2 separate regions of the Homo sapiens genome follow, and region 2 is linked to region 1. A link is a loop called in an ENCODE intact Hi-C map of the cell type or tissue named here. Cell type or tissue: chondrocyte. All regions are shown on one strand. Each heading gives the region's core, and the rest is flanking DNA. Links, peaks and the distances in the headings are about the cores only.

What was found. Peaks named below come from ENCODE experiments on the same cell type or tissue, not always from the same donor. Only the 100,000 strongest peaks of a DNase experiment are listed, where the experiment ranks them.
Region 2: it touches region 1 in a loop (3-fold over the local background); 1 of 110 quality-filtered maps calls a loop at or near these places.

Annotation. Positions count from the first base shown.
Region 1 is chr7:33,714,200-33,729,461 of GRCh38, forward strand. It overlaps FLJ20712 (a long non-coding RNA gene), which reads left to right and starts at 11,782. Exons shown (of 2, transcript NR_165282.1): 1 at 11,782-11,910; 2 at 13,329-14,405. In chondrocyte, for the core only: no CTCF peak of the experiment used is centred there; a DNase peak (open chromatin) is centred at 8,352.
Region 2 is chr7:33,777,327-33,792,588 of GRCh38, forward strand. No RefSeq gene overlaps it. Among named protein-coding and RNA genes, the nearest start is that of FLJ20712, 59 kb to the left of the region's middle. In chondrocyte, for the core only: no CTCF peak of the experiment used is centred there; no DNase peak of the experiment used is centred there.

The DNA.
Region 1 (15,262 bases), core at 5,851-10,850:
TGGAAATGCGGAATATTAGGCATGGAATAGTCCTGAGACCCACCTAATCCAATCCCTCCATTTAATATAAAAACACGCATTTTCAGAGGTGACTGCCCCCACACCCAGCAGCGGCACCAGCCCCCGCCAGGTGCTCTCCTAAGTGCCCTCAAGGTGGGTGCCTGAGTCCATCTCCTCCCCAGGCTCTTTCTGCTGCAGCCCTAGCACTGGGAGAGGCTGCCATGTGAGCTGCCATGGAGATCCCAGCGACACCTGTACTAGAGCTCTGGCTGCTGGGTCTAGGGGCCCTGGCTGTCTGGCCCTGCTCCTGCTGTTCCTTTTCCTCCTGCTCCTCCTCCTCCTGCTCCTTCTCCTCCTGCTCCTTCTCCTCCTGCTACTCCTCCTTCTCTTTCTCCTCCTCCTGCTCCTCATCCTCCTGCTCCTCATCCTCCTGCTCCTCTTCCTTCTGCTCCTTGTCCTCTTCTTGCTCCTCTTCCTCCTCCTGCTCCTCCTCCTCCTGCTCCTCCTCCTTCTGCTCCTCTTCCTCCTCCTGCTCCTCCTCCTCTTTCTCCTCCTCCTCCTGCTCCTTCTCCTTCTCTTTCTCCTCCTCCTGCTCCTCGTCCTCCTGCTCCTCTTCCTTCTGCTCCTCCTCCTCCAACTCTTCTTCCTCCTCCTGACCCTTGTTCTCCTGCTTCTCCTCCTTCTGCTCCTCTTCCTCCTCCTGCTCCTCCTCCTTCTCTTTCTCTTCCTCCTCCTGCTCCTCCTCCTCTTTCTCCTCCTCCTTTTGCTCCTGCTTATCCTCCTCCTCCTGCTACTCCTCCTGCCCCTCCTGTTCTTCCTCCTCCTCCTCCTTTTGCTCCTCCTGTTCATCCTCCTGCTTCTCCTGCTCCTGCTCCTCCTGCTTCTCCTCCAGCAGCTCCTCCTCCTCCTGTCCTCGCTTTTTCTTCATCTTTGTCTTCTTTTCGTCTTCCCTCTCTTTTTCTTTTGAAATCACTATGGACCACAATAAGTTGTCACAGTAGTGCAGAGGTCCCGAGTACCTATCATCCAGTTTCCCCCAATGATGACTTCTTACATCATGAAGCAAGGACATTGATTGGCTCCAGATCATCAACTGGATTACAGCTCTTACTCTTATTTCACCAGTGTTCACATCCGCTCATTTTTGTATATTTTTGTATCTAATTCCATGATGTTTTATCACATATATAGATTCGTATAATTACCACCACATCAAGTTCCAGAGCTATGCTGTCACTATGGGGGAAAGCACCTTGTATTCCTCCTTGTAGTCACATGCTCCTCCTCTTTTCTATGCACTAGCAACCACTCCCCTGCACTCCATCTCTACAGCAATGCCATTTTGAAAATGCTATATCAGTGGAATCATGCAGTGTGTAATCTTTTGAGATGGGCTTTTCTTCACTTAGCATAATTCCCTTGAGCTCCATCCAAGTTGTTGCATGTATCAACAGTTCGTTCCTTTTTTGTTGCTGGGTAGTATTCCATGGTATGGATGCACCACACTTTGTGTTACCATTCACCAGTTGAAATTTGGGTTGTTTTCAGGTTTTAGATATTTATGTATATAAAGCTGCATGAGTCATATAACTGGCTGAATACATTTAAATGAATATCAGTCATGCAGATCTTTTAGAAATGAGCTCTCTGAATCTTAGTTAATAGAACAATATACATATTTCAAGGAGAGGTCTTTCCTACCTACCTACTTCAGAGGTTTCTTAAAGGGGTGTCTGCAAAACTGACCATCTCCAGTTCACCCCTCTGATATCTTCCTATGATTTCCAGACTTATATTTAGGAAGACCAAGGCTGGTCCTTTTCTGTTAGAAGTCACCTGTCTGAAAAAATTCTAGCTACCAAAATTGGTCATCGGCTAAGTTCATTTTCACCTTGGAGCCATTGTAAATCTTCACCTTGTCCTATTGCCTTCGAACCACTCTCTGACATTATGATCCTCATTGATTTGTTCCCTTGTTTGTTGACTGCCCCATGAGAGCTTCATAAGAGGTAGACTTTGCCTTGTTCTCTGCTATTCCCTAGTTTACAATTGAAGGGCCAGACACGGGACAGGTGTATAATAATGTTTGTGAATAAATGTGTTAGTGAATTCTATCTTCAATACAGAAAAGAGATTTGTAAAAGCTCTCCCCAAAAGACTGGATTTAAGTAAATATAAATAGAGCTTGCCAAATAAATAGAGTGAAGGGAAACCATTCCAGGGCTTGGACTTAGAAAGCCTGAGTCAGAACTTCAGCTCTGCCTCTTACTGTCTTGGTATCTGTAGGAACTGATCTAATTTCTTTGCCAAAGTCATCTCATTTGCAACATCACCTTCTTCACAAGATAACTGTGATGCTCAAGTAAGTCAGTTTGTGTGAATGTACTTTGTAAGACACTAAAGTGCTGTATAAATCTAAGGGATTCTTATTGCCATGGTTATCACCTCCTCCTTCTCTCTCCTGCTTCCCTCCTTCTCCTTCATCATCATTTTCACCATCATCATGACCATCTGCACCCTTGGAAGGATAAAAAGCATCCAGGCAACTGCAAATATGAAATCTTGGCATTCTTATGACATTCCAGCCAGTAGAGGGCAACAGTTCCTACCTGCTAAGTACAATGTCTTTAAACATCAAGTTGAAATATGCATGGCAACTTATGATCATTTATATGTCTTTATTTTTAAAGGAAACACGCTCATCCACCCTAATCATTCTTCCATTCAGCAATTCCTTCCCAGTATTTTTGTTCAGTACATTGCCTTAGCACAAACCTCTTAGAAATGTCTGGCTGCTGTGAAAGAAAGTGATTTTATTTACTTATTATTTCAATGGGATTTGCATTCTTGTCCTCCCTTCCTGGTTGCCTGGGTGAGATGCAGTGCAAAATTTGGCTCAGGAGTGATGATACAAGCATGCTTCTCTTTTCTTGACACTGGCATTAGAAGATAGTGTAATTGCTTGTGTTTGATTAGGTTCTCTGAGAATTCTGTCACTCTTTGAGGTGATTCCTATATTCCCTCCTTGCTAGACTGTCGCTGTGTGTATTTCACCCTAGGACTGGTGGAGAGAGTTGTTAAGCTGACCTCTGGAGTCTATCTGGTACAGTCTGACTTCCCCACAGTGTGTATCAGCAGGCAGGTCATTGGTGTAGGGACAGACAGACTGGGAAGTTGCTGAGGCACTTTACTCCAGAAAGTAAGGGCAGCTGGGTTTTTTTCTTTTCTGTCTCTGGTTCTTGAATCAGGATGGATTTTTGATATACTGCTTAACCCTGCTGCCAGGGGACCCACCAGGGTAAAGCAGCACCCACACCTCAGGATAAGCAGAAAGAAAGAGATACACAAGGTAGCCCAGTTTTTTCCATTTAACAAAAGCCAGCTGGGGAATAATCAAATATTAACATTTGCTTACTCACTTTAAAGAGGATGGTGTTTGTTTCATCACAGGGTAGAGAGGGGTGGCTGTGCCGTCCTGGAATGCTTTTTTTTTTTGAGATGGAGACTCACTCTGTTGCCAGGCTGGAGTGCAGTGGCGTGATCTCGGCTCACTGCAACCTCCATCTCCTGGGTTCAATCAATTCTCCTGCCTCAGCCTCCCGAGTAGCTGGGATTACAGGCATGTGCCGCCACACCTGGCTAATTTTTTTGTCTTTTTAGTAGAGATGAGGTTTCACCATATTGGTCAGGCTGGTCTCGAACTCCTGACCTTGTGATCCGCCCACCTTGGCCTCCCAAAGTGCTGGGATTACAGGCATGAGCCACCGCACTCGGCCAATACTTCTTTTTTTGATGGAACTCTATTAACCTTAGCTTCACACCAGCCCCTTTTATTAAGGAGAACACCATGATATTTAAACAAGAATGTTTACACATTTGAGTATCAGTCATTCACTCACTTATCCCATGTCTATAGAAAGCCTACTATACCCTGGAGTTAGAGATTCAAAATGAGAAAAAACCAGGACCCTTCCTTGGAATAACTCCCAGTCTCTGGGGGATACCAATGTAGGTCATTAATGTTTACAGAGGAGTAGGTGGTGTAACCCAGCCAAGAGCACAGGGCCATGGCAGCTCAGTGGAAACGGTGGTTTGCTCTACCAGCCAGAGGCTTCTAAGGAAACACCATTGGAGCTGTGTCTATGCAGTATGAGGCATGTTTTGGGGTGAATTTTTATCTTGTTTTACTCCCTAAACAATCTTGGATCATATCTATAGGAATGCTGACTGGGAAGGATACAGTAAATTCTGATTATCATTCCCCATCCAAGTCTCACCCAGTTTCACCTGGTGTACGTTGTGATTAGGTTTGGCAGTAGCGAGTTCGTGACCACGTTGTGACGTGCTGGCATATACTTCCTGAGAGTTAAGGATGGGAAGCCAGATCTTTACTTTAGGGCACCTTTGGGAAAATGCCAGCTTGGCCAAGCCGAGAAATAACAAACTTTTTTTTTTTTTTTAAGTAGAGACCATACTCACTTCTCCCCAGGACAGGGCATGCCTCTTAATATTTTGCCATGATGGCTTTGGGGCCACTAAGAAAAAGTGCTGATGTAGGGAGAGGACACTGCAAGCTTCAGATCGAAGGGGCCCTGCCCCAGGGAAAAAACCTCAACTTTTCCACTGAAGCTCTATGTGACTGTAGGTCATTTATCTTGACTTCTCTGGAGCCATAATGTCCTGTATACTGATTTGGTCCTTTTGCAAAGCATCGCCTTCTCAGTGATGATTCCCAGGATATCTCTAAGAAAGTTTTAAAGGCAAAGGCCTTCTTGCACCTTGCATCCTCTGTAACTCTGAGCCTGCTCTGCGGAGTAGTGGGTATTGGGCTGCTACTCCTTGGTGGGGAAAGCAAACAGGCTGACACATCAGCAGAGTGACCAAAGCTGCATACCCTCCAAGATGTGATCCAGCCTGGAGCAGAGCCTGGCCCCAGGGACTGCACAGCCCACACTCCTAGGCTTGGAACATTTCAGACTCATGCTGACTTGGCTCTGGAGCTGGCTGTAGCCAGCTGGGACACTGAACCATTTGCTTGTTCTGTTGACAGCCCAGAAGAACTGGAGCCCTTTGCCTGTGGGTGAAGTCTAAATTTAGCCCCAAAGAAGTTGCCTTCCCATTTTGCTGGAGAAAAGCTCTTTTCACGGGAATGGGCCTCTGCTTTGATTAAGTGGGAGGACCCACATCTGGGAATACATAAACTTTATTGTCCTTGGATGACAAAACGGTTTCCTTGCCTACTGGTTTTCCGCCTTTTTAGCCTGGGGTGTGATCATCTGTGCTTATGACTGTGTTGGCCGGGGCAAGTCATTTGGCTGTGGCCAGGGCTCCCGATCCTGAGCCTAAGCTGGAGTCAACACCTGGGGATGTTGTCTTGTCCCCACTTCACCTCCTGAGGCCCAGCTCTGTAAGTGCAGATGTGACAGAGAGCAGGAGTCTGGGTCTCTGTGAATGATCCTGGGAGAACATGAGGCCCAGGTTTGTACCCCTTTGGACCAGATCCTGGTATGGCAGGAGGCCTGAAACATCCCAGGGCTTTTCTGTAAGGCTTCAGGGTCCAAGGTCCCAGTGCACACCCTGAGCCCATGCTAGAGTGAACACAAGAGTTCCATCTTGAAAAGACACCAGCCCTAAGGGGTTCATTGGGAAAGGCTTCTAGAACCCCTCCTGGCCCAGAATAGGCCCCTTCAGTGATTCCTCGCCCTAGAACCCCCCTGCCATTTTCATCTTGTTTGAATACTTTGGGGAGTTGTTGAGTGAATATTCTCTTAAAAGTCAGTTCTCCTAGGGCACGTTCAGATCCCTTTGGATCAATGTTTCCTTTGTTGTTCAATGATGCAGGATCTGGTTACCTTGTCCATGTAAGAACTTCTGAAATGTAAGGCAAAGAGCACTGGACCTGGATTCAGAACAACTGGGTTGCTGGGTGGTCTGGCTTTATTGCTTATTAGTGGTATGACATTGGGCAAGGTACCTTCTCCAAGCATCTGTTTCCTTGTCTGGAAAATGGCAGTAATAAGACCATATTCACAGCTTTGCTGTCAGCAACAAGTGAGAAGATGTTACACATTTTCAAATGCTCTTTGTAAAAGTAGATTGCATTCTCTACTAAGTAATCTTGGCTGGTAGCAAATGTTTGCTTGGATTTAACTAGTTCCTTCCACCGCATGGAAATCTCTTTTCTCTCAAAGAGTACCCTAAAGGACACTGGGCGCTTATTAGATCAAGGGAACTCCTGCTTTGTTTGGACCTTCTGTTTCCACTTTTGTTTTCTCTCTTGAATCTCACTTTGTTTTCCGAAGAATGATGGTGAGGCGGATCAAGATGTCATAACCTTTTGGATTGGTTCAGCAGATGTTTTGCTCAATATCCATAAGCAGATTCTATCTGGCCTATCTTTATAGTTCAGTTTCTTGATCTGTAGAATGGATACCACACCCATAAGCAGGTCTTGAGAAATGATGTAGTGGGAACTCAGAAAGGCAAACTGTAATCATTTCAATGCTGTGGTCATTATACAAGTCTAGCATATTTTCTGATCAGAACCTAGCATTTGGCCATGTTTCCATGCTCTTCTGCACAACACTCAACAGTAAATATGCAGTATCAAGTTTTCCCATTTAATAAGAATTCATGGGATAGAAAGCAATTAGGCTAGGTCTAAAAGAAATTAGGCTCTGGCCAAGGAAGAATTGGAGGGATACCCTCTTGCTGTAATTTTCCAGGATGCCCTGGACATCCCCAGAAGTCATTAGTATGGAAAGATCTCAGGAACATTTTATAAGCTAGTAAAACATGCTTGAGGGGTGATAGATTCTTTAGAATTTATCTGCATGGCTGACGTCACCCTCTCAGCACAGGGAGCCAAACTGTCTCGATGTCTGTGGCCCGTTTCTGAAATTATTTCCCAGTAGTTAATCCCAAGTGACCCTTAAGCCCACTTCCCTGTCAGAAAGTGTTGGTTTGCAATGAGAAGTGGCCCTTTCTGGGCCAATGAGGCTCCTCCTTCCAGCTGAAATAGAAGGGAAATTGATGGCTTCTCTGGCTGAGGACTTCTCCCCTGCAGACCCATGTCTGGACTGCCCAAGCTTCCTAGTTTAAGTCTCTTTGTCTCAGCTAGTTGTAGTGACTGCCACCCTCACTAGCTGTACCCCTGCACAGGGGGCTGGCATGATTTTTGGCTCCCTGCTTACAGGACTGGAATGTGGTTTCCTTCAGCAGTAGACAGGGAAGCAGCTTGATGTCTCTAGAAGCTTGTTTAGTCTCCAGCTTTGTGGTAGTTGACGATGTCACATCATCTTTTCTAAGTTTTAGTTACTGCAAAATGGTGTTTATTTTTATTTGGGGATTTGGAGGGAAAAGAGAGGGCAAGGAAGAGGGAAACCAATGAATATTTACTGAGCACTTACTATACACCAGGCACTGTGCTTAAACATTTTAATGTACATGATCACTTAGTTCTTAAAACAACTCTCTAAGCTAGGACATTACAAATCTCATGTTATGGATCTGGAAACTAAGGTTTGGAGAGAGAAAAATAAAATGAAGAGTTATGCCATGCAATAGACTGAATGTGTATGTCCCTACAAAATGCATATGTTGAAACCCTAACCCCAAAACTGATAGTATTAGGAGGTGCAGTCTTTGGGAGGTGATTAGGTCATGAGGAAGAAGCCTTCATGATTGGGCTTTATAAAGGGAACGATCTTACCCCTTCTACGGTGGGAGGACAAAGCAGACAGGTGCCTTCTATGAATCAGAAAAGAGGCCCTTATCAGACATGGAACTGGCCAGTGCTTTGGCCTTGAACTTCCCAGCTTCCAGAACTATGAGAAATAAGTTTCTGTTGTTTATAAGCCACCCAGCTTATGGTATGTTGTTACAGCAGCCTGAATGAGCTAAGGCATATGGCTTTGCTTGGATAGGGGGTTGGCTTCTCAATAGAGGTGGTGTCATGTTGTGCTGGGAAGATCGGGACAATGATTCCAATGGCACAGTACCAGGGACCCACTGAGATCCTACTTGACAGGTCCAGTCCTATCAAGAGGCCAACGTGAGGCAACCTAAAAGCATGATGGGGTTTTCTAGGCAAACCACTCTCCCACTTAACCCCGTTGCCCCAAACATTGCCATTCCTCGCCTCTGTGACAGGGTGACTCTTCAGAGACCAGCGGCTGTCAGAAGCCGCTATAGATCCCCGGTGCTGGGAGCCAGCAGTGTTCCCAGATCTTTATGTTGTCCAGACCAGCCTCAGCAACCAGGCCCCGCTCTCCAGCTGCCCAAGCCCTGGGGGTGACTCATCTGGCTCCTGACACTGTGCATCAGCATGCCCTTCTGCCTGCTGCTGCCCCAGTGTGACCACAGCTGCCTCAGGGGATGGCGGAGGCTGGCTCCTGACCCAGGCTGCTGGCAGGGAGTGTCCTGGAGGCTGCGCGCTCAGCCGGCACGTCCCCCTCATTCCGCCAGCCCTGCCCACCTTCCTCGCCTGCAGCTCAATCCCCATGACTAAGGGTGTGGAAGAGGATTCCTTTTTCCACAAGCCCATGACTGAGCTGGGACAGGAGGGATCTGCAGTCCCCCTTCACTCAGAGACAGCAAAGATTTTTATCCCCCAGAGACAAGAATCCCCTGGCTGTGAAGTGGTAAGCCTGGGGAGCGGCTGCCGCCACCTGTCCTCAGGGAAGGTCTGCCACTCTCCGACCTGCTGTTGACCTGAACTCCAGGGACAGCCACTCCCCTGCCATTTGCTCCTGCAGAGAGTGGGACGGATGACGTCATGGCATTTTTGGAGTGCTGAAGTGAAGTTTTGACAAATTCCAAGGGACATCAAAGTGCTGAACAACAGCCAATACATCATAGCCTGTCACCAGGGCCCCCACCCCTGATTATCACATTAAATCAGCCGGTGGGCACATTTCAGCTGAAACTCAACAGACGCCTACTGGAACTCACAGTTTCTCCTTCCAGAGTTCAACAAATATGGCAATGGTTACATTTTAAAATCTGTGTTTTCTATTCTACATTCAGTCTCTCTCACACACACACACACACACACACACACACACACACACACACACACCATGTTACTAACTAAAAAACAGAAGCATGCTGCTAGAGAATACCTGATAACTGGGATTATGACATGCAGTAGAATAGAATGCTGATTTGGATTCTAATCCTAGCTCTGCCACTTAATAGCTCGATATCTTTAGCAAGTTAGTTAACACCTCTGAGCCTCAATTTTCTGAGGGTAAAATAAGCATAATAACGTTTCTATTTCCAAAATTGTGAGCATTGGTTGGGAGAGCAGTTCAACCTTAGTTCTTGCCTGGTAACTGTGGACAATGTTTTCTAGTCATAAAGTTTTGTATTTATTTCTTGATGTGTTTATTGTATGTTCCTTTTTGAACATAAGAAAGATAAGACATTATTTTCTCCTCCAGGTTTGCCGAGAAGTGCTTGTGGGTGAGCTGAGGGTAGGGCATCTGTGGCTCAGTTTTCAGGCTATGGAGGAAATATCTGCTGGGCTGCTATTTCCCTGCATAAGTTCTCATTGCGGGAGGGAGCAGAAGGTAATTTCAGAAAGAGCTTGTGCTGATCTTTCGAACTGTTTCTCCCAAATTCTGGAGTATCCAAAGAAAGCAGGGTTATCTGCCAGAATGTATCAGAAAGATAGCAGGCATGTGAATTCTACATTAACTATAGGGCATAAGAAATTTCATGTTTCTTTTATTACTTTAAGCTAAATTTGATATGCCACTGTAGCCATCCTGCCAGGATGGTAGGAAATTCAGTTGCAGACTTTCCTGAAATGCCCCTTCCTCTCAGTTCCTGTGGCCACTCGCCCAGATCGTTTGGATAGAGTCCTCTGGTCTTCGGTCCACAGGGGTGACTACTGATGTGCTCATCTGCTAAGTCCTCATGCTCCTGGGAGGCTGGTGGCTCCACCATTCCTTGGCAGAGCTTTGCCATTGCTACGATTTCTCCCTGAGGCCCTGTCACCTCCCGAGGGTTGCCAGAGAAGGAGAGCCTCCACACCTGGGATCACAGCTCCCTTCCCTTCCAGTCCCGGGGAGACACTAGAATCCTTTGAAGGTTCCCTTTTCTATCAGGACTGTCTCCTTCTCCACCTTTTGGAGAAGATGAAGGGTAATCTCCCTTGAGAGAGCCTGTGGAGACACAATGATGGCCTCTGTTCTTTAGGAATGGGGAAAAGATAAGTTATCTAGGTTAACTGGGATTAACTAATTCTGTTACTGAGCTGGGTGACAAGATGGGATTGGGGAATTTGTTTGGGGACTCAGTGAGGACATGCAGGAGACAGATTCAAAGAATCACATGTGAAATGGACAGGGCTCTGATCCCTCTAAAATATCTGTTGCTTTCCTTCTTCCACTTCGACCCCTATCCCCCATAATTCTTCTGTCTTTTTTTGGAGACAGAATCTTGTTCTGTCACCAGCCTGGAGTGCAGTGGAGCGATCTTGGCTCACTGCAACCTCTGTCTCCTGGGTTCAAGAGATTCTCCTGCCTCAGCCTCCCGAATAGCTGGGACTACAGGTGTGTGCCACCACGCCCAGCTAATTTTTGTATTTTTAGTAGAGACGGGGTTTCACCAGGTTGGCCAGGATGGTCTCGATCTGTGGACCTCGTGATCTGCCTGCCTCAGCCTCCCAAAGTGCTGGGATTACAGGCGTGAGCCACTGCTCCCAGCCAATTCTTCTATCTTTAAAAGGTAACCCAGGTTGGGAGGGAAGGCTGGGAGCACAGCAGAAGACAGAACTGCTTTGTTGAGCCCCAGAACCGGCAGCGGATACTCCCTGCCAATCACATGGCACTCACCTCTTTGTGTAAATTTAGAAGGTGCTTGCCCAGGAACAATCTGGCTTGACTGTCACAGCCATCCTGCAAGGTAAGTGGGGCAGTCGTTAACCCCATTTTCCAGATAAGGAAGCTGAGGCTCACATTGATTAAAAGACTTGCCCAAAGTAACCAAGCTGTTGAGGGGCAAAGCAGCAGGACATAGCATCCAGGTCTCTTGACTTTTGCTTCAAGAGCCCACAGCCACACTCGGTGCTTAGATGAGGCTTTGGCTTATCAGTGATTTGTGATGTTTGCCTTTTGCCAAAGAGGGGGATGGCTGAAGAGCTAGTGCCCTGACATTCTGGACTCTTGCCAGTAGATTTTGTCTGACTCTTGCTCTGATGCTATTCTTTGTTATTTTCAGGAAGGGGAGCTAGATGTAGAATACATTTCTTTTTCTTGGTAACGTGAACAGCAAGAAGCAAGTAGAGTACATTTCTTATGAGAGAATATGCTCGGGACTTTGATTCATATCTGGTGGGTCCCAAAAGACCAGGGTACTGCAGATTTAAGACCATGTTGCAAATTCGGCATGCATTCAATAGGACTACCTTAGTGAGGGGAGTAATTTTATAAAATTATCAATTCAGTCTCAAAGAATAATAGCAGGAAATGTATTTCTGACTATTTAGAAGTGACTCATTGTGGGACTGTTTGAAAACTATATTATTTTTATCAGTAAATAGAATTGCCTATAGTCAATGTTATCTCTTCACATCCAGGGATTCTAAGATCCGGTTACCCATTTCCCTCAAAACAGCAGATAGCAAAGCCAGGGAAATGAAAACCCACCAAACCTTCTGCAAGGCTGACACCACCCCTAAACCCCACTGCAAACTGATAACACCACACCCTCCTCTGCAAAATAACAGAGGGGCAGATAAGATGAAAATTTTCATTCCAATTAGCAATCATTTCCAGTCAGTGAAACGGCAGAATCAGAAGAGGTTCCACAACCAGAAAATCTTGGCTGGAATTTCACCATCAGGAATAAAACAGAAAAACTAAAAGAGTGCCCCAGATAGCCTTTCTTAGGGGCCTGTGTCAGGTAAGTGCTTTTGAATATTTAAAACAAAGGATGGCTAAGAGTTCTGCAGTCATTTTCCAGTTAAATATCAGATGGTATAAAATATTTTTATAGAAAGTACAGGCCAGGTGCGATGGCTCACACCTGTAATCCCCACACTTTGGGAGACCGAGGTGGGCAGATCACTTGAGGCCAGGTGTTCAAGACCAGTCTGGCTAACATGGCGAAACCCCGTCTCTACTGAAAATACAAAAATTAGCCTGGCGTGGTGATGCACACCAATAATCCCAGCTAGGTCAGGAGGCTGAGGCATGAGAATCGCTTGAACCCGGGAGGTGGAGGTTGCAGTGAGATGAGATCGAACCACTGCACCTCCAGCCTGGGCGACATAGTGACACTGTATCTCAAAAAGAAAAAGAATTCATAATCCACTTTTCATTAGCTGGTATTTGGCCTTACCAAGGTGAAGCATGAAAATGAAATTCTATCTGTATCAGCCAGATTTTCTCAGACACATGTATTCACTGCATGACGGACCCTGGTTTCCAAATTGTTAAGCATACCAGACTCTAGTGAATGCCCTTCCGAAAGGGCCATCATGCAGCAGGCCTTCCCATCGGAGAGCCATGGTCCCAGCCAAGGCAGCTTTCAGGGGTTGCTCCACCACTCTAGGGAGGCGGCCCAGATCTGTCTCTCCCAAACAGTGTCTGGGTTTGACACTTCCTGAGAAAGCAGAGATTGTTCCCTTTGTATGCCATGGCTCTGGAATGCAGCTCTTCCTGTAAGGAAGACAATGGTCTTTATGGGAAGGCTAGGACTTGAAGGAGGTAAGATTTGAACGGCAGAGCTGGGTGCTAGCTTTCCTGCTGAGGGAAATGGTGGGCACAGAACCCCCGCGGTGGGCAAGCTGGGGTGTGGGTGTGCCTGTGGGCTGGCAGGTGACTCTGCCCGGAGCATCGCAGGGGTGGGGAAGAGATCAAGGAGGTAAGAAAGGTAGTCTAGGGGGAGGGGCCCAGAGTTTTGAACACCAGACTTAGGAATCTGGGACATACGTACTGGCCTTTGCCATTCAAAGTGTGGTCCTGGGACCAACAGCATCCTTGGACTTGAAAGCTTGTTAGACACGCAGAAGCCCGGGCTCACCCCAGGCCTGCTGAATCACAACCTGCATTTTAACAAGACCCCCAGGAAATTTCTATCCTCCTTCAAGCACTGCTCTAGGCTAAGAGGAAGCAAGAACAATTTTTAGAGCTGGGGATAAAGTGATGGGAGGAGTGTTTGGGAATGAGGCCACTAGAGTGCTTAGAGAACACTCACTTGGGAGCCCCACAACAATGCAGGCGTGAGTGAAGGAGGGGGGTGGGGGGCTGCGAGGGAGACAGGTTTTCCCCACAAGCCACAAGGCCCGAGGCACGCCTCCTGCCCTGCCTCCACCTCAGGTCGCAGGAATCTTGTTGGTGATCCATCCAGATGTTGTGTGTTCTGGAAGTGGACATCGCGGCTCTGTGTTTTTGAAGTCAGATCTCATTGCTGTGGTTTCTATGCCTGACCCCCCGAAGTTCTTGCTCCTGTTGCCACAGGGAGCCGGGAGAGCACAGAGCGCTGCTCCCGGTGCCCTGCAGCCACACAAACATGCTCCTGCTCCTGGCGGAGGCAGAGCTGCTGGGAAAGACATTTCGGAAGTTTCCTGTGGCTGCAACAAATTGTTCAAATCTGCACTGGAGCACCGCTGTGACCTGTCTTTCTCCATCTTAGGGCAAACAGCTCCTGAAACTGGAAACTCCCCAGCACCTCCTCACCCTACCCCTCAGGCTCTCCTTGTGGGGGTGGGGCAGGGGGAGTTGTCTGGAATGCCTGGCCTCTCTGTCCAAGCATGGCAGCCTTGCCCCATGGGTGGTGCAGACTCAGTTTCCCATGCACCTTGCCCCAGGGAGGAGGTAGGGGTTCCTTCCATAGAGATGGTGAAGAATAAGGGAGGTAGTGATCGTCTCTGGGATCCAGTTAGATCTGCGTTTGCAGGCAGAAAGAGGCTGGGGCACATGGAGAGAGTGATCAACTGGAAGATTCTAGGGTCCTCAATTTTGAAAGGTGACATGATACCCTGGAAAGGGCATGAACTTAGTTGTCAGTTCGTCCTTGCCTTTTCCAATCAATGCTGTGTGGCCACGGCAAATTAATGAACATCTCTGAGTTTCGGTCTCCTGTCTAAAATGAGGTGATAATAGCTTCTTGAAGGTTGTAAGGCCCCAAACATGCTGCCTGGCACATAGATGGCTAATCAATATTTTCCTACCCTTCCCTTCCTTCCCTTCTCTGGAGTTGCTACCTGTCTTCTCCTGGGGCCTTGCAAATAAACTTCTGAATTAAATAGTTCCTGCCTGGTAATTTGTATCAACTGAGGGAAGACAAGTCTGGAATATTACTTTTTTTTTTTTTTTTCAGACGGAGTCTCGCTGTCGCCCATTTTGAGATTGAGGGCTACACTTAAAAATAAATGTAACCATTGGCTGAAACCAGACCGCTTTCTGGAAGGGAGTCTTTTGGGGCTTCCTTCAATGAACAGACAGGAGTGTAATTAGTTATTTGATAGCAAATGGGTTCTCTCAGGACATAAATACAATTTAAAGCAGTTTGTTCTAGTGTCTACAGTTTCAACATTGCCCGTTGCATTCATGTTTCTACTCTTAACTTGCCAAGTAAACCCATAGTTTGTTAGTTCCAACACTAATCTCTGATCAGTCCCATTTATTCTAAATTTGTTTTCACATAATGGCTTCCACAACTCAAGGTATTTTCTATTCTTTGCTCTCTGGAGACTGAGAGGTTATCAGTTGTGGAAAGCCTTCCAGGAAGTTTTCCTCTAATGTAGTCCTGGGGAATACAGAAGCCGCCTCGAATGAATGGTCGGACTCACCTTTTCCCAGGACCATAAAAATATATATTTTTGTTTCCTACCCTAAACACAGTGTAACTCACTCCTTGTTTTTCCTGGGAGATTGTGGTAACACGGAGAGGCCTGGGGGGTCTCTGGGATAAAGCAGCTTGTAAAACGACTATGGGGGGATTCCAGATCTGACTTAATCAACATTTCTCAAGATCCGTAGACCAATAAAACTGTTTGCTTTCTTACCACAGTTCCACCGGCTGATTTATTTCTCTTACTTGGCTGAAGCTGTCACTGCTCAAAGCAGTTCATTTGTCAGGTCGAGAGAATTACAATTCACAGGACCTCTTGCTAGTGCTATCTCAGTTTATAAATTTCACGAATCACAATTTATTGCGGTGCACCCCACAGAGTCTCCTATTAATAAATTGTGGCTCATCAGCAAAAGCACGTGTCTATGGCTCCCTTGGATATAGGCTTAGGGTCCTG
Region 2 (15,262 bases), core at 5,623-10,622, 63 kb after region 1:
TTTTCACCCTTTCTCTTGTTTCATTTTGATTTTGAGAAATCTAGTCCCTTCTTTGTTCCATTGCTGGGCTCTTCCCATAGCTCTTGACACCATCCCTGATGCCATCCCTCTTACTTCCTTAGTGCCTTGTGTCACCATCTAGCCCTTTCTTTCTTGCATGTTCAGTCCCTTCATTTCAACGGGTGCCTTCTTATTTGCTTACAGACCATGGCTACTGTGGTCTAGAGGAAGCTTCTCTCTGTCCTGCTGTCCCGTAAGTTCCTGCTTATTCTCTCCCTCACTCTTTTTTCCAGCAGGTGGCTGCATCCCGGCACCCAAGGGCCATCTCCTGATCTCCTGTGGGATGGCCCTCTCCACACAGCATACACGAGCACTCTCTCTCTCTCCCTCTCTCTCTCCCTCTTTAGGTTCTAGTACCCACTCCCTCCCTTTCACACTTAGGAGTGGTAAGTGCCTAGGAAACAAACACACACACACAAACACACACGAAGGAAATCTAAAAGTTAGCAGCTGCTTGCTCTGACTTTAGAGATTATGAATGATTTTAAAAAGTATGTTTCTTTATCTTGTATATACTTTTTGATTTTTTTACGCCAACCATGGGTTGTTTCATAATCAGAAAAAGAACATAAACTTGGATAAATGTCCATCTACTTGGAAAAGCCAAAGAGAGAGAACAGAAGCCAGGAGAAGAGGGCTCAGACTTTGTTCTTTTATAACTCACTAAATAACATTAGACTGGGCTACTTCATTCATAAAAATCTATAAAATGGGAAACAGACCACTTACTTTCCATACATCCCAGGGCTTTTATGAAGATTTAATAAATTAATCTATGTTAGAGCAATTCTTAAATTATCTGTGGGAAGGACTAGTTTGTTTCTTTCCTTTTTTAAAAAATAAATTAAAGTCTGTAGTTATTTCTGTTTCCTTAGGTTTTTACCAAATGTCCTTTGTCTGTTCCAGGATTCCCTCCAGGACACCACATTGCATTTTCTCATCATGTATCTGTAGCTCCTCTTGGCTGTGACTGTTTCTCAGACTTGCCTCTTTTTTGATGACCTTGACGGTTTTGAAGAGTACTGGTCAAGTATTTTGTAGAATGCTCCATTGTTGGAGTTTGTGTGATTTTTTTTTTTTTTTTTTTTTGGTCATACGAATGGAATTGGCTGGGTGCAGGCATAATGGCTCACACCTGTAAATCCAGTGCTCTGGGAGGCTGAGGCAGGAGGGATGCTTGAGGCCAAGAGTTCAAGAAAAGCCTGGGCAACATAGCAAGGGCCTGTCTCAACAAAAATAAATTTTAAAAATTAGCCAGGCTTGCTGGTGTGCACCTGTATTCCCAGTTACTTAGGAGACTGAGGATGGAGGATTGCTTGAGCCCAGGAGCTTGAGGTTGCAGTGAGCTATGATTGTGCCACTGTACTCCAGCCTGGGCAACAGAGCAAGACCCTGTCTCTAACATTAAAAAAACTGGAATTAAGGGTTATTAGCAGGAACACTACAGAGGTAAAGTGACATTTTTATTACATCATATTTAACGGCACAAACTATCAGCATGACTGTTGATGTTGACCTTGATCACCTAGCTGCAGTATTTGTTTCTTTTTTATTTCCATTTTACATAAGGTCCAATTGTGTACAACATAGTTGATGCGACAAACAACTCACCATGCAAGCTCAAACAAACGAGGTCCCTAGTCACTTGCTTGGAGGTTTTGGCCATGTCAAATTGCCATAGAGTTTCTAAATGCTTACTTTCAACTTTCCTAGTTACCTTAACACAGACCGGGAACAATGCACAGACAGGCCTGGGGCTGTGGCCACACTCTGAGTGGCATTGCACTAATGCACACATCACAGAAGGTTTCCATAAATAATTTTAAATCAAACGAGATGATTCAGAAACAAAAGGTAAATTTGGTTGGAATCTTGAAATTATAGCAGTCAGGGTGCGAAGAGGTATTGGTGAGAATCCTTGGAATCCCTTGTCCTGCAGATGCGGAAGCTGAGTCTTGGGACATGTGAGACTTGGGTGCCACATGGGAACTCAGCAGCAAGCTGACACTAAGCCCAGGTCTCCTGTCCCCACCAGGGGTCTTCCCACCATCTGCTGCTAATCAGAATCATTTCAGGTCCCCCACGAGGAAGAGCAGGGAAGAGCTCAGTGTAGGGGGAAGGGGGAGGGGGCTTAAATCTACAGCAAAGCTCAATTTCTCCCCGACTTTCTAACCTCTCACTACCCCATTAAAACTTAAATGAACAGCTGAGAAATCCAAAATGTTTGAGGAGAGGCAGAGGGGCTTACTTGGATGTAACTGGGATTCTGATAATTGGGGGTAATTTACGCTTTCGGGATAAATAAGTTAGTCTCCCTTTGGCACAATTCCATCTGTTCTGTCCCACTCAGAGAGAATGAAATCCAGGGCTGAGGATGGAAAACGAATTAGTAAGTGACAGGATCCTCCTTCTCTCCTCCCCATCCACTTCTACTTCCCCAGGAGAAAAAAAAGAGAGAGAGAGAGAGAGACAGAATGGAGATATGGGTGAAGGCCTAGAGAAACAAGAAATCAGGAAACATAGAAGAGGTTTACTCATTTGACTCCTTTTTGTATGGAAATGTATTTAGGATTAAATTAGACATGACATTTAGTAGACTCCCAGTGGAAAAATATTTTCTTATGATAGCTGAAGGGGCTCTGGGAAAATGGATGGTGAGAGTCCTTGATGGAACAGCCTGGCAACCGGGCATGGCCTGGCCAGGCTACGGTGGGAAGATCACGTCACACAAAGCAGTGGCCAAGGGAATTCTGGGCCACCTGCTTCTTGGTCACCCTGTGCTTACTTTTCTGTAATTGTGAAGGTTTCAGGTTGAGAAGGGAAAGGTGGCATAAGAAGGTGATGTTATCTGACTGAGGATCACCCCTAGTTCACAACCCTCTCTGGTTGCTCACTGATCCTCCCTGTGGCACACAGGGTGCCCCCAACCTGGACCCAGCTGCCCTGGTGCCTCACTGCTCTCCCCTCACCTCCCTTCACACCTCTTTCAACCTCCTCTCTTTTGCACATGCTCTTTCTCTATCCTGGAGAGCCTCCCTCATCATTAGCTGCTGAAATCCTTTTTTTTTTTTTTTTTTTTTTTTTTTAAGGCAGGGTCTTGCTCTGTTACCCAGGCTGGAGTGCAGTGGTGCAATCACAGCTCATTGCAGCCTCAATGCCCTGGGCTCAAGTGATCCTCCTGCCTTGGACCCCCAAAGTGCTGGGACTATAGGCATGAGCCACTGTGCCCAGCCCCCATTCATTGTTGAAGTTCCAGCTGAAACATTACTTACTGTGAGAAGCCTAAGCCAAAACAGGCTAAATTAATAGCCCCATCCCACCCCTGGTGCCTACTGAACTGAATGTGTCTTTAGTCCAGCACTTCTAATACTGCTTTTAACATTCATTACATACATACAAGTATCTGTGGAGCACTACTGTGTGTGCCAGGCACAGTGGTAAGGGCTTTACATAACTTTTTAGGATAATTCTCACCAGGATCTGTCAACAGCCACCATCACCCCCCTTCTACAGGCAGGAAGTAGGGTCCCTGAGAGACCCAGCAGTTTGCTTAGAGTGATAGGATCTGTAGAGGAGGGATTTCAACCCAGGGTGCTTTACTGTTGAGCCTTCTCCCTTCTCCCAGCTAAACTGCCTTAACCACCTCCAGCTCTGTGGATTATCCGCCTATCTAACTCCATCTGCAGCCCCCACCCTCAGCTGCAGCCTCTTGGGAGTAGAATACCCCCAAGGTTGACCTCTGGGTCCCCCTTGGCCTCACCCCATAGAGGGAGCTGGGGATGATCTGTTAACTAATGTCAAATCGATGCTTGAGCTTTCTTATGAAATTGCATGGCAGTAAAACCTTTGGCTCCAAAGACTGTAGCCAATACTACATGCATAAAAATAGTCTAGCCGTCAGGAAAATCCACAGTTGAGTGTTAGTGGCTAGCACATGATTTCCTTGACACTCAGGGCTTTTGTGGTTGAAAACAGGGGCTTTTGAGTGCCAGCGGAGCCTTTTTCTTAAAGACTAAACCTAAATAACATCAGTGCTATTCAACACAAGGCTTGAAACTTCTGACATCACTTGTTCACCCCTGGTCTGGGCAGCTCTGTGTTAGGTCAAAATCACAACCAAGCAGCTGACACAGCTTCTGCATATCCAGGGGTGCATTTGGGAGCCACTGGTTGCCTCTTTCTGTTCCCTCTTGCCCAGGGACAAGCCACAGCTCCCAGACTTTTGAAGTAACTTAAAGAATGGAAATGTGTGCCTAAAAAAAGAAATTCAAACAAATGTTTTTTAAAAAAGATTTTTATTTGTGTATGTGTGTGTGTGTGTGTGTGACTATGTGTTTATCTCATCAGCTTTTATTGAGTCTCTTTATGCAGGCTTCCTTGGCAAAGAAGTGAAGGTCTTTGAGGCAAGGATTCATGGGGTCCTGGGGCCAGAAGGACCCTCGCCATCAGAAGCAGATTCAAAGATTCAAAGACCTTACCTCTGAAAGGTATTTCTTGACTATTCTCACACATTTCACTTTCCTCATGATGTTACCGAGCTTTCTCCACCCCAAAATCCCACTGGGATTTTAAGTGGAGTTATGTTACATTCATAATTTAATTTGGAGAACTGGCCTCTTGTCAACACTGTGTCTTCCCACTTAAGAACATTGCGTGCCTTTCCATTTATTCATGTTCCTAAGTCAGATTTTATGTTTGTCTTCATGCAGGACTTTATTTCTTTAACTATTTTTCTCAAGGTTTTGTATTATTGTGGCTGTAGTTGGGATTAATGTTGAATTTATACATGTACACCCCAACTGCTTTTAAAAAGGGGATTCCCGAAATTAGGAGGATAGACTAAATTCTTGCTTCAGGGTTTCAGTCTTCATGGCTGTGTGCTTATGGGCAATAGGGGCCTGGTACCTTGCAGGAATTGGGGATCATGAGAGGGATCAGTAATTAGAGGGTCCTTAATCATCAAAGTCAAGGTAAGTCTGTATCAGGTACTTCCCAAAACTCAGTGCCTTCAACAGTCATTTATTGTTGAGCATACATCTGCAGCTTGGCCTCAGTTCAGCTCATCTAGTCTGGGCTTGGCTGGCGTCTTCTGCTTTAGGCTGTGGCCGCTGGGGTTGCAATGGGCTTGCTGTGCTTCTCACTTCAGTTCTATGCAAGATGGTACAAGTGGTCAGGTGGCACTTAGAGTCTCTTAAGTTCTGAACATAGATTTGGTACACGATCACCTCTGCAAGTCACATGGCTGAACTCAAAGCCATGGGGAAGTGTGGTGGCTTTAGCTAAGCTGAAACTGTGTTTCCAAGAATGTCCCTCTCTTTATGGGTGTGAAGTAGGGTTGGCTGAAAGAGAAATTTGCAAAAGATCTGGAAAGCAGAAGTCAAGCTATGGTCATATCTATGCAGTTGCGATCACCGGCGAGGACCTGCTGGCTCGCCTTGTTGGCACAGGGGCAGCAGTCAGCTCACAACCTCCTTTAGCTCCCACCTGGTCTCCTTCAGCTTCCTCAAATTGTGGGTGGTGTTCAAGGGCCACTCCATGGAGAAATGAACGAGCTTTTCTGTCATTCTGTGTGAATGTTGGAGGCTTGGAGGCAGTGAGACAACCATGTGGCATCTAGCTCATCCTGTGGCCTCTGGTTTACCACTGCTCTTCCTCGCTTCACATCCAGCTTTCCTTCCTGTCTGCCAGTGCTCGGGTCTAGCACCAGACGCAAGGACAACATCCTGAAATGGGCTGCTTACCCCACTCCCAAGATTACATAAGGTCTGATCTCTGTAAGAAATCCAGTATGCCCCTCACCATGATTCTGCTTCTTTGATTGAACCCTACCAATGCAGGCAGGGAGGTGCACCCAGCCACAGTGAGGCTAGAGCAAGGGAGCAGTGAATGATGGGAACCAGTACTTCTCTCTACTGTGATTATGACATTGTCCTTACAATGACAGGCATGCATATACAAACCCTTGCTGAATATTTTTTGTAAGGTTTAAGGCAAATGGGTTTCCAATTCACTTTCAGAACACAGCAGGTCTAATAATCAATAACTCCCACATTGGTTAACTACAGATTTACCTCTGCTGCACTGCCCTTTTTTTTTTTTTTTTTTTTTTTTGAGATGGAGTCTTGCTCTATCACCCAGGCTGGAGTGCAGTGGCGCAATCTTGGCTCACTGAAAACTCTGTCTCCGGGTTCATGCCATTCTCCTGTCTCAGCCCCCTGAGTAGCTGGGACTATAGGCGCCCGCCACCGTGCCTGGCTAATTTTTTGTGTTTTTAGTAGAGATGGGGTTTCACTGTGTTAATCAGGATGGTCTCGATCTCCTGACCTGGTGATCCGCCTGCCTCGGCCTCCCAGAGTGCTGGGATTACAGGCGTGAGCCACCGTGCCTGGCCTGCACTACCCATTTTAAGTGATCTGAGTGACCCCTCAAGAGAAGTTGCCAATACTGTATTTCATTATAAAGGGATTTTTAAAAAGTAGGCTGTCTTTTCCATCAAAGCATTCTAACAAATGCTCTTCCAACAAAATTATGTATAGTAATTAAATTTCTAAGGTCTAAATCCTGACCCAGTTACTTCAAGGAATATTTGATAGAGTAATAGGGTAGAATAATTAAACAACTCTGGTCTCTTTAGAGTTCTTTTTAACAGGATTTGAGCTTTAGTATAAATAATTTCTTCTTTCATTTGCCTACCACCATCCTGGATTTCCCATTTCTGACAGGTCCAAGCTGTGAGCTTAAGTAACACTTTAAATTTGAATTTCCTAAGAAGTCTTTTGTGCCTTTATTTTTTCTTAAAACAATTTTGGCTTGCTTGGCCTGGGACACTGGCTTTGGGGCTTTGGGAGAGATAAGACACTTCAGTGTTTTCCTGACAGCTGAACTAAAGAAAACCTCTTACACACACGTCATCTGATTTGTTTCATGTCATTTTGATCACTCCTTCTGACAGTTCCGATCTAATTTTTCTTTCAAAAAAGGGTATCAATTTCAAGGTTTAGAGTTCTTAGGATTTAGAATCCGTGATTGAAAGAGTGAAATTTAATCTTGAATCAAGGTTAGGGAATATGAGCAAGGTTCGCAGGTTTCTTCTCGATAGAAGACTCTTGTGACCACTATTTATTATGGTAATGCTTTGTTATTATAAACCTCCCATGAATAATATTTTGGGGAACTACCACACAACAAGGCACACATTATAACCCCTGGTTTGGGGGTTGGGTGATATCAACGAACTGAGAAGCACAATTATCTCATGGTTATGCATGTCTATGAAGTGTGTTAATACTTTTGTTTTTTACAACTTGTAGAATATTTTCATTGTAGGTGAAGCATCAGACACATTTTTATTCAAAGGAAGAGAAATAAAATGAAAGTTGTGTCTGCTGTGTGTTCTGAATGATACCCTGGTGGCCCCAATCCTCTAAGCTGGGGGCTAATTCCCCACTGCGCGTCTCATGGGCGCCAGGACAGGATACTTTCATGTTTGTGTCGTGGTACATGACATCCATGATATCCATGGCACAAAAGGAGTCCTTATTTGGAAATAGTGATCAGCCAGTTTGAAAAGGAGGGTTTGATGGTGTGCCTGTAGTAGATATTGTTTCAGGTCAATTTAGTCAAACATTTCAGTAAAGTGTAATGTTTGTTTGGTGCCCTAGAAAGTGAGTTGTCGTGCCGCTGGCATTTGCTTCTTTGCCAGAGGTGTTAAGGCCATGTAGACATGGCTCTAGCGTAGACATCTAGGATGACACTGGGGAAAGCAAGCAAAACTAGCAATGATTAAGTACTTAATAAGTGCCAGGTGGTTTACTTAAGGTATCTCTTTTAATTTTCACGACAGCCTATCAGGCTGATATTACTGTCCGTGTTTTGCAGAGGTGAGGGAACTTCAGTTCAGATAATTTAAATGAATTGCCTTCATTGTTAGAGATGGCGAAGCAGATATTGAAAGCAGGGTCTGCTTGATTCTGTGGCTTACACACATTTCCATTAAGCCAGCATTTACCCACGTGTGCTTAGAATGAAGTCCTCTGGATGATGTGTAGAAAAGGGAAGGGGAAGGAGGGACTGTGATCAAATGCATGCCAAAAATGTTAGATTAAAGACCTACTCAGGAGGCTGAGGTGGAAGGATCACTTGAAGACAGGAGTTCGAGACCAGCCTGGTGTTATAACAAGACCCTATCTGTAAAATATATCCATATATACTTTTAACTTACTGCAGGACCTCTCAGAGCTTTCAATATAACACTATGCAGTATTTCCTAAATCTGTTTGACCTGCAAATCCCTTTATTCCCAAAAGGAGATAATAATAGTAGGCTCCTCACAAAGCTATTTGCCCCTCAAATGCCAGCCTGATGTTCTTCCACATCTGCCTGAAACATCCTCAGTAGATGTGTCTGAATTGAACCCGGAAGGAAGCTTTCTTCTTTTTCTTTCTGCCACTTCGGTATGGTTGTGTGGCCATTTTGCTGTGGAAAGAGAGAGAGTAAGCAAACCTGAATTTGTATCCAAAGCGGGTGGGCATGCAAATCCACTATTTTGCTTGTGTTTTCATTGTGAGTGTGAGTACTCGTCTGGCCATTTGTGCATGGACAGCATGCCTACTCTCAGTCTTCTGTCCCAAGTTGGTGTGGAAGGTAGGTGCCCACATGGATAATGATGCTACAATATGATGTCAGTGGTGGCAGAGAGATGCATGCCAGGATGCAGTGGCACCACAGAGGAATGAGGGACTGTATTGGAGAGGGGAAGGAGGAGCAGGAGAAGAGAGGAGGAGGGAGTGTCTGGGCCTTAGAAATGGGGTAGGATTAAGTCACATGTAGGAGAAAAAGCAGGCACTTTTTGTGAAGGGGACGGCATGAGACAAGGTCTGGAAAGTGAGGCAGCATGATCTATCTAAGGAAGCAGAAGCAGTTCCAGCAGTGGCTGGAACATGAAGTAAGGGGCAGAGAGTGGTGAGAGCTCAGGCTGCTGAGATGGATGGAGGTCAGGCCAGCCTTGTAAAACCTTGTATGCTATTGAAGAAATGAGATTTATCCTGTAGTATAATGGATGACTTGGTGGGGTTTGAAAGAAACACATGTTGGGGCCAGATCTGGGTTTTGACAAGTTCACTCTGAAAAAGACACAGCCCATCTCTAGGCACAACCCCAGATACAAGGACGCCAGTTCTGAAGCAGGCAAGGTAAGAGAAGCTGTCACCCGCACTAAGGTGGTGCCAGTGGTGATGGAGGGAAGAAACAAATTTGTTTCATATCTCTAAGAACAAATCATGATGGGGGATTGAGTGGATTTGAGGAATGGAGAAGAGAGAGAACAATTACTTCAGCTAGAGCTAGACTGGAAATGAGGGGCACGCCTGTCCATGTTGATCTTTTGTATTAAAAGGTCTGAGATGATTCCAAATATGAAGTGCCTTTGCTCATATTCTTAGAGTCTTGATCATTTGCTTCCTGCTGAGGCCTGGAGAAAGTTGCCTGGGCAGCCTGGGACGAGGTCTGAAGTTGGACCTGCATGCTAAATAGTCAACAACTCAACTTGGGATGCAGAAAAGCCACTGAGTATGATGTAAGACCTGGTCCCAATTTCCACTTGAACCATGTCCTGGCATTGCTACCTTAAACTAGCTTTGCAAGTTTTAATGTCCTCATCTGCCGAACTGGAGCTAGCCTCTGCTCTGAAGCACACGTGTGAGGGTCATCTGCATTCAGAATTTCTCTCTCCGTGTTGACCAGGATTGATGCAGCTGATCTGTTTACCGCCACGTGACTCTCCTCTGTGGACCAGAGCTCCCAGTTCCTGCTTGTCTGAGAGGGAGATGGGATAGGAGCCAAACTCAGGGCAGCACCCAGAAGAGTCACATTTGGGTTTCCTAAGCTTGGCAGACTATTGGTTCACAATCAATCCAGACTTTCTTGAAAACAAAGGCCCCTTTGCCCCCAACCAGAAGTAAATAACAGGTTGTGGCAGAAATTCTCTCTCCTTGGCTGATGGTTCTATCATCTCAAATTTGTATCCATTATCTCCTAGGAGAGCTTGCTAAAGGCTGAGCCATATGGGGCCTACGATGTCCTCGGTAAGATTTCTAAATGAATCTTTAATGCCAGGAGAACCTGGAGTGACCTGTTGTTTCTACAACATGTAAGCACTCCTCTCTAATGAAGTTGAACATTTCCCTTTCGGGCTTGCTAAATTGTGGAAAATAAATATGAAAGAGCTTTTAAGATGCCTCCTAATCCTAGGGTGCACAACCGCCCTTTTGTTTACCTTAATGTAATAGGATCATTATCTAGGTGCCCCATTTGGATGAAGCCTTGAAAAACATACTAACCTGTTGACTTTGTTAATAGTAATTTAGGAAAACCTCTTGGGCTCCAAACCCAGCTTTTTACAGCCAAGTGTACCCTTGTTTTCTATGTTGACTGTCATTGCAGATTTGTGTAAACATAGCTGAATGGTGACTATGCTGCTTTTTGGGGCCAGCAGTGTTTGTTGGTGGAGATTGTTTTTTATCTGCAGGGTCTGTAAAAGGTGGAGTTTTGGGTGTCTGTTGACCTTGATTTGCAAAAGGGAAGGACTTACCTCTATATTTTATGGTCCAATAACAGACTGCAGTGCTCAATTACATGGGGGGATTAATAGCGGGTTAATTGATATCCCTTTCCAAGTGTGTGTTGCTGGTGAAACAGAATAATCAGTGGCTCTCCACCCCAACTCTGACAGTCTCACTCCCCAGAGCCCCCACAACCGCCAAAAGGGAGTTCTGTGCCTCTTTTCTCACTGACCTGCGGCCTGCCTACATCTGCCCAATTAGAGCCATGAAGGCTGTGACCCACCCACCACTTTCCTGGTTCCATTCAGCAGACCCACCCTCTTTGCCTTCGGAAGGCATGATGGATTGGTTTGAAACAAAACCATCTCGTTCCCAAACTGAAAGGTTCCTTTTTACGTTTGGGAACAACTCGAAACCGCTGGAGAAAATCATGTGCCAATTATGTCTAAACTCCTTTACCACAAGGTATAAAGGAAGCCATAATTCGGGGGCTTATGTTTGATTGAATTCATCTGTTTCCATTTTGTAACTGGAGAGGAGGGAGAATCCACAGCGGTGGACAGTTGATAGAAGGCAGCTTCTATTCCCGGCAAAAGAAGGGGTGGCCCTGTCGCTTCACTCCCTCAGAGCAGGCTTTGTGGGTGCAAAGAATCCCAAGAAACTCCTGGACTGGGAGGGAGGTCAGCCTTGTGCACGGCAGTGCCAGACTCTTCCAGAACCATAGACGTAAAAGAGGAGGAACCATGTCAATGTTTTGTCAATTATTCAGCCAAGAACAACACCCTTCAACTGGGAAATACCCCACTCCCCCACCCAGGAGGGGATTTACACTGATGGGTCTGTGTTCGCCAGCAGCTGACAGGTCAGACTTCACCCTTCACATCCCTAAGCGTGTTGGTGCTCATTAGGTGAAAAATGAGATGCATTGTTAACACTGGCTTTCCTTTCCTGCTTGGCAGTGTGACATTAGGGGACACTGAAACCTCAAATTGCCTCCAAGAAATGTGCTCGAGGATAACCGTGCATTATTGTGGAGAGGGAAGATTCAGTCAGGGAAAGAATAAAGGTCCCTTCACTGTCACTCCCATCTGTCATTAATGAAAGACGGGCTTGTTGAGGAGCATAGTAGATTAACTGATATTCCCCACCAAATGTGTGCTGCTAGTGGCCACAGATGCTTGGATGCTTTGGTTGGAAGTGAGACAAGCTTGGGTTGCAATCTCAGCTTTTCCACTCAGCTGGTAGCATGACTTTTGGCTCCTCTTGGAGACTCACTCTCCTCATCCGTAAAATGGTGAAACCTATGTTATTGGGCTGCTATAATATGAACAATATTTGAGAATCTCGCAGCATAGTAACATAATAAACGGGAATCATGGGCCATCCCTTTCTCTTCTGGGACTCTTGTTTCCTGAGAACATCTCCATGGTCCCCGTATCCTCAATTTTAAACTCTCTGTAATGGACCAGGAGGATTCCTTGGCATATAGTAGGGAACAGCCACACTCAGAGGCTGCCATCAAGCCTTTTCTAGATATTTTTGTATTCTCCTGAGACCCACTTGGGTCATGCGCTTCTATTTTGGCAACTGTGATAACTGGCTCTCTTCATCCCTCCCTCATTCACTATTTTCTTTTAATTTTTAAAATATGAAAATATGTTTCCCCAGCTGAAAATGCATTGCTTAGGTCCTCTCTCGATTACCCATGGACTAGGACTGAAGGCTTATGTTTTATGTGTGACACAGACCCTTGTGCCTTCCTTGCCTTCTACTCATCTCTAGTCTGTTATTAATCCAATTCTGCAAATATTTAATGATAGCTAAGCAGTTTATATGGATGAGCTAATTTAATTTTCTTGACTACTTTATTGTTATTCCTTTGTTACTGAGAAGGACAGAGGACACAGAGTTATTAAGTAACTTTTCTGAGCTAATCCAGTTCATAAGTGGTGGAGGTAGGATTTGAACCCAGGCAGTTGGATTCCAGAGCATTAAGAACTGAGCCTTTATGTACCAGGTGTTCCTTTACCCCATTAGGAGAGATTGCACAAATAAGGGCCAAAATCGTGAGGCTCACATCAGACAAACCAAATGACTTAGTCATAAATGGTGAGAGCGGAACAGGAAATGCAACGTGCTGTTCAGACGCAACTGGGGGACTTCCTGCTGCAATTAATCCAGGCCTGTTCCCTGCTTCGTTCTCATGGTCATTGAGACTGGAGTGCACTCTACTCTCAGAAGGAATCGACTCCCAGTTTCTCCTGTGTAAATTTTACTTTGTTTCAAATAAACAACAACAAAAAATTTAAAACCACCATAGCTCCTCAGGACAAGTCACTCCTGACATTCTAAAATAAACTCGGTTACAAACTGCCTGCCTCTCCATGGTGAAAATTGTATTCAATAGTTATCAAGATTTGTGCTCGAGCAATCGCTCCTCCTGCTTCTGTGGAGTCTTATAATTGTGTTTTTGTTCATGATTTATGCCATGACCACACATCTGACATAGTTTTCCTGTTATTTGTTTCAGGCACCAGAATCTCTCAAGCTTTCCCTCGGCTTGAGACATAATGGCTCTATTTTGCTTTTAGGATTTTCACCTCTTGGGGCATTCAGACTTTCCTGGGCTTGCTTGATGATTTCAATGCCATTTTTCTCTTGAGGCGAACTCTTGGACTTTCTGCATAGCCCTTCACCTCCACCTGTGTTGTGAGCAGAAGTAGCCCTTTCTCCATGGAGCAGATGGAGCCTTTTTAGAGGCTCACTCCTTTCAGCATTTCCAGGGTAATTTGTCTTTGCGGGATGGGTAATGAAGGGGTCTTAGAGACTGAACAGCACGGTAATTTGGTCCTTTCCAGACAAGGATGATCTTATCAGGGGTTGACTATCCATGCTGCTGAGACTGAGACGGTGGGGCTCTGACAATATTTGGTTTTGAAATGCTTGGAAGTCAGCAAACCCCAGCACTCTGGCTCCCTTCAATGCAGCTGACCTAATCTTACCCTGATGTGAGCCATTTTAATTCATCGAGGTTCCGCTAATGATCCTGGCGATTTACATTGTTGTCATTCTTGAGCATTATTATGCTTTCAGAGAAAGGGATCAGGCTTGTGGAGACATTTTCCTCTAAATGCTTCCTTTAAGGACACTGCTCACCCTAGAAGGGAGAGAGATGAAACAAAAGAGGGTCTTCTGTAAGACAGCCAAGGTATCTCCTAGGAACTCCGGGAAGAATGGTGTCTATTGTACTCACGTGGCATTTTGATATCTGTCTTTCCATATCTCTGGTACTGAACCGTAAGAGCAATGACTGGGTCTGTGGGAATTTTTAGGGTACCCTCATGATCGAACCTGGCTTGAACTGGTATGATTCTCCAAAGCAGGATCCCCTTAATTGATTTCCAACCACCCCAGAGATGGGGCAGACACTCTGCAAAGCGCTTAGATCCAGAGAGGGTACTATGAAGGGAAACTCGACAGGCCTGGTGGTTATTTGAAGACTTAGAGGAAAATGAGCACAATAAATGGGAAGATAGAGACTCTGACAGCTGCCGAAGAAGGGAGAAGGTTTGCTCTGGCCAGGTGGTTAAAAAATATCACGAATGGCTGGTATAATTTAACACTGATTGTACATCTACTATATAGCAGGCTCTGCTAAAATAAAGGCAGTGACAATTTTTTTTAGGGGCTTGAGTCAATAAGCCCCCATCAACTTTCACTTGAATTTTGCAATAATCCCCTAACTGGTCTCCTTGCTTCCATTCTCCCCCTCCCAATCCCAATCTGTTATCAACAGAACAGCTAGAGTGATCCCATGAAAATGCACATTCGGATCATATCACACCTCTGCCCCACACCCTCCAAGGGCTCTCCACGTCTCTCGGAGTAAAAGTCTCTACAGTGGTCTATAAGGCTGCACAAGATTGCTCCCCTGATACCCCCCACCCCCCAGCCCAACACAAATTCTCATTTGCCTACTGAGACCCAGATCCCATACATCTCCTCCTGGAAGAGGACCCTGGATCTCTGTGCACCCCTTAACTCTTTGTGTCTCAGTTTTAGCACTTAACATACTATAATTTGATTTTTGTCCTTCTGTGTTCCCCACTGGTTATTGAATTTCTTGCTAAAGGAACCATGTTTTACTTAGCGCAAAATCATCCCTGAGACCAAGTGCTCAGTAAGTCATTGTTGAATGAATGAACAAATAAATAAGCATGTGAGTGACTGAGTGCCTCCTCTACATTGGCATGCCTGTGGCCTTGGTTGTGTTATGTGGAAACCAGCAGATAGAAGCCACTGTTAATGGTTCACGCTGCATCTTGCATTCCATGGATGCCCAATAGCTGCATCCAGTAGCTATTCATTTTCCTGCATTAAGAGTGACCTAGGTTCTGATGGTAGTTCCATTCCTGGCCCCTGGAGAAGTGACATGGGGCCAGATGATCCTTCCTGGCTTCCTCAGTCCCCAGGGCAGGCCCCTGAGAGGATAGGAGGGCAGAGGAAAACACCTCTGGAGTCGGTGCTGGGCCCAGACCCTCCCTCCTGCTCTGGTGGAGCCCAGTTTCCGCTTTGTAGCCTGGCCCCCACTCCTGCTGCAACATCAGTGTAAATATTGTTCTTTCAAACAGTACACTGTGGTG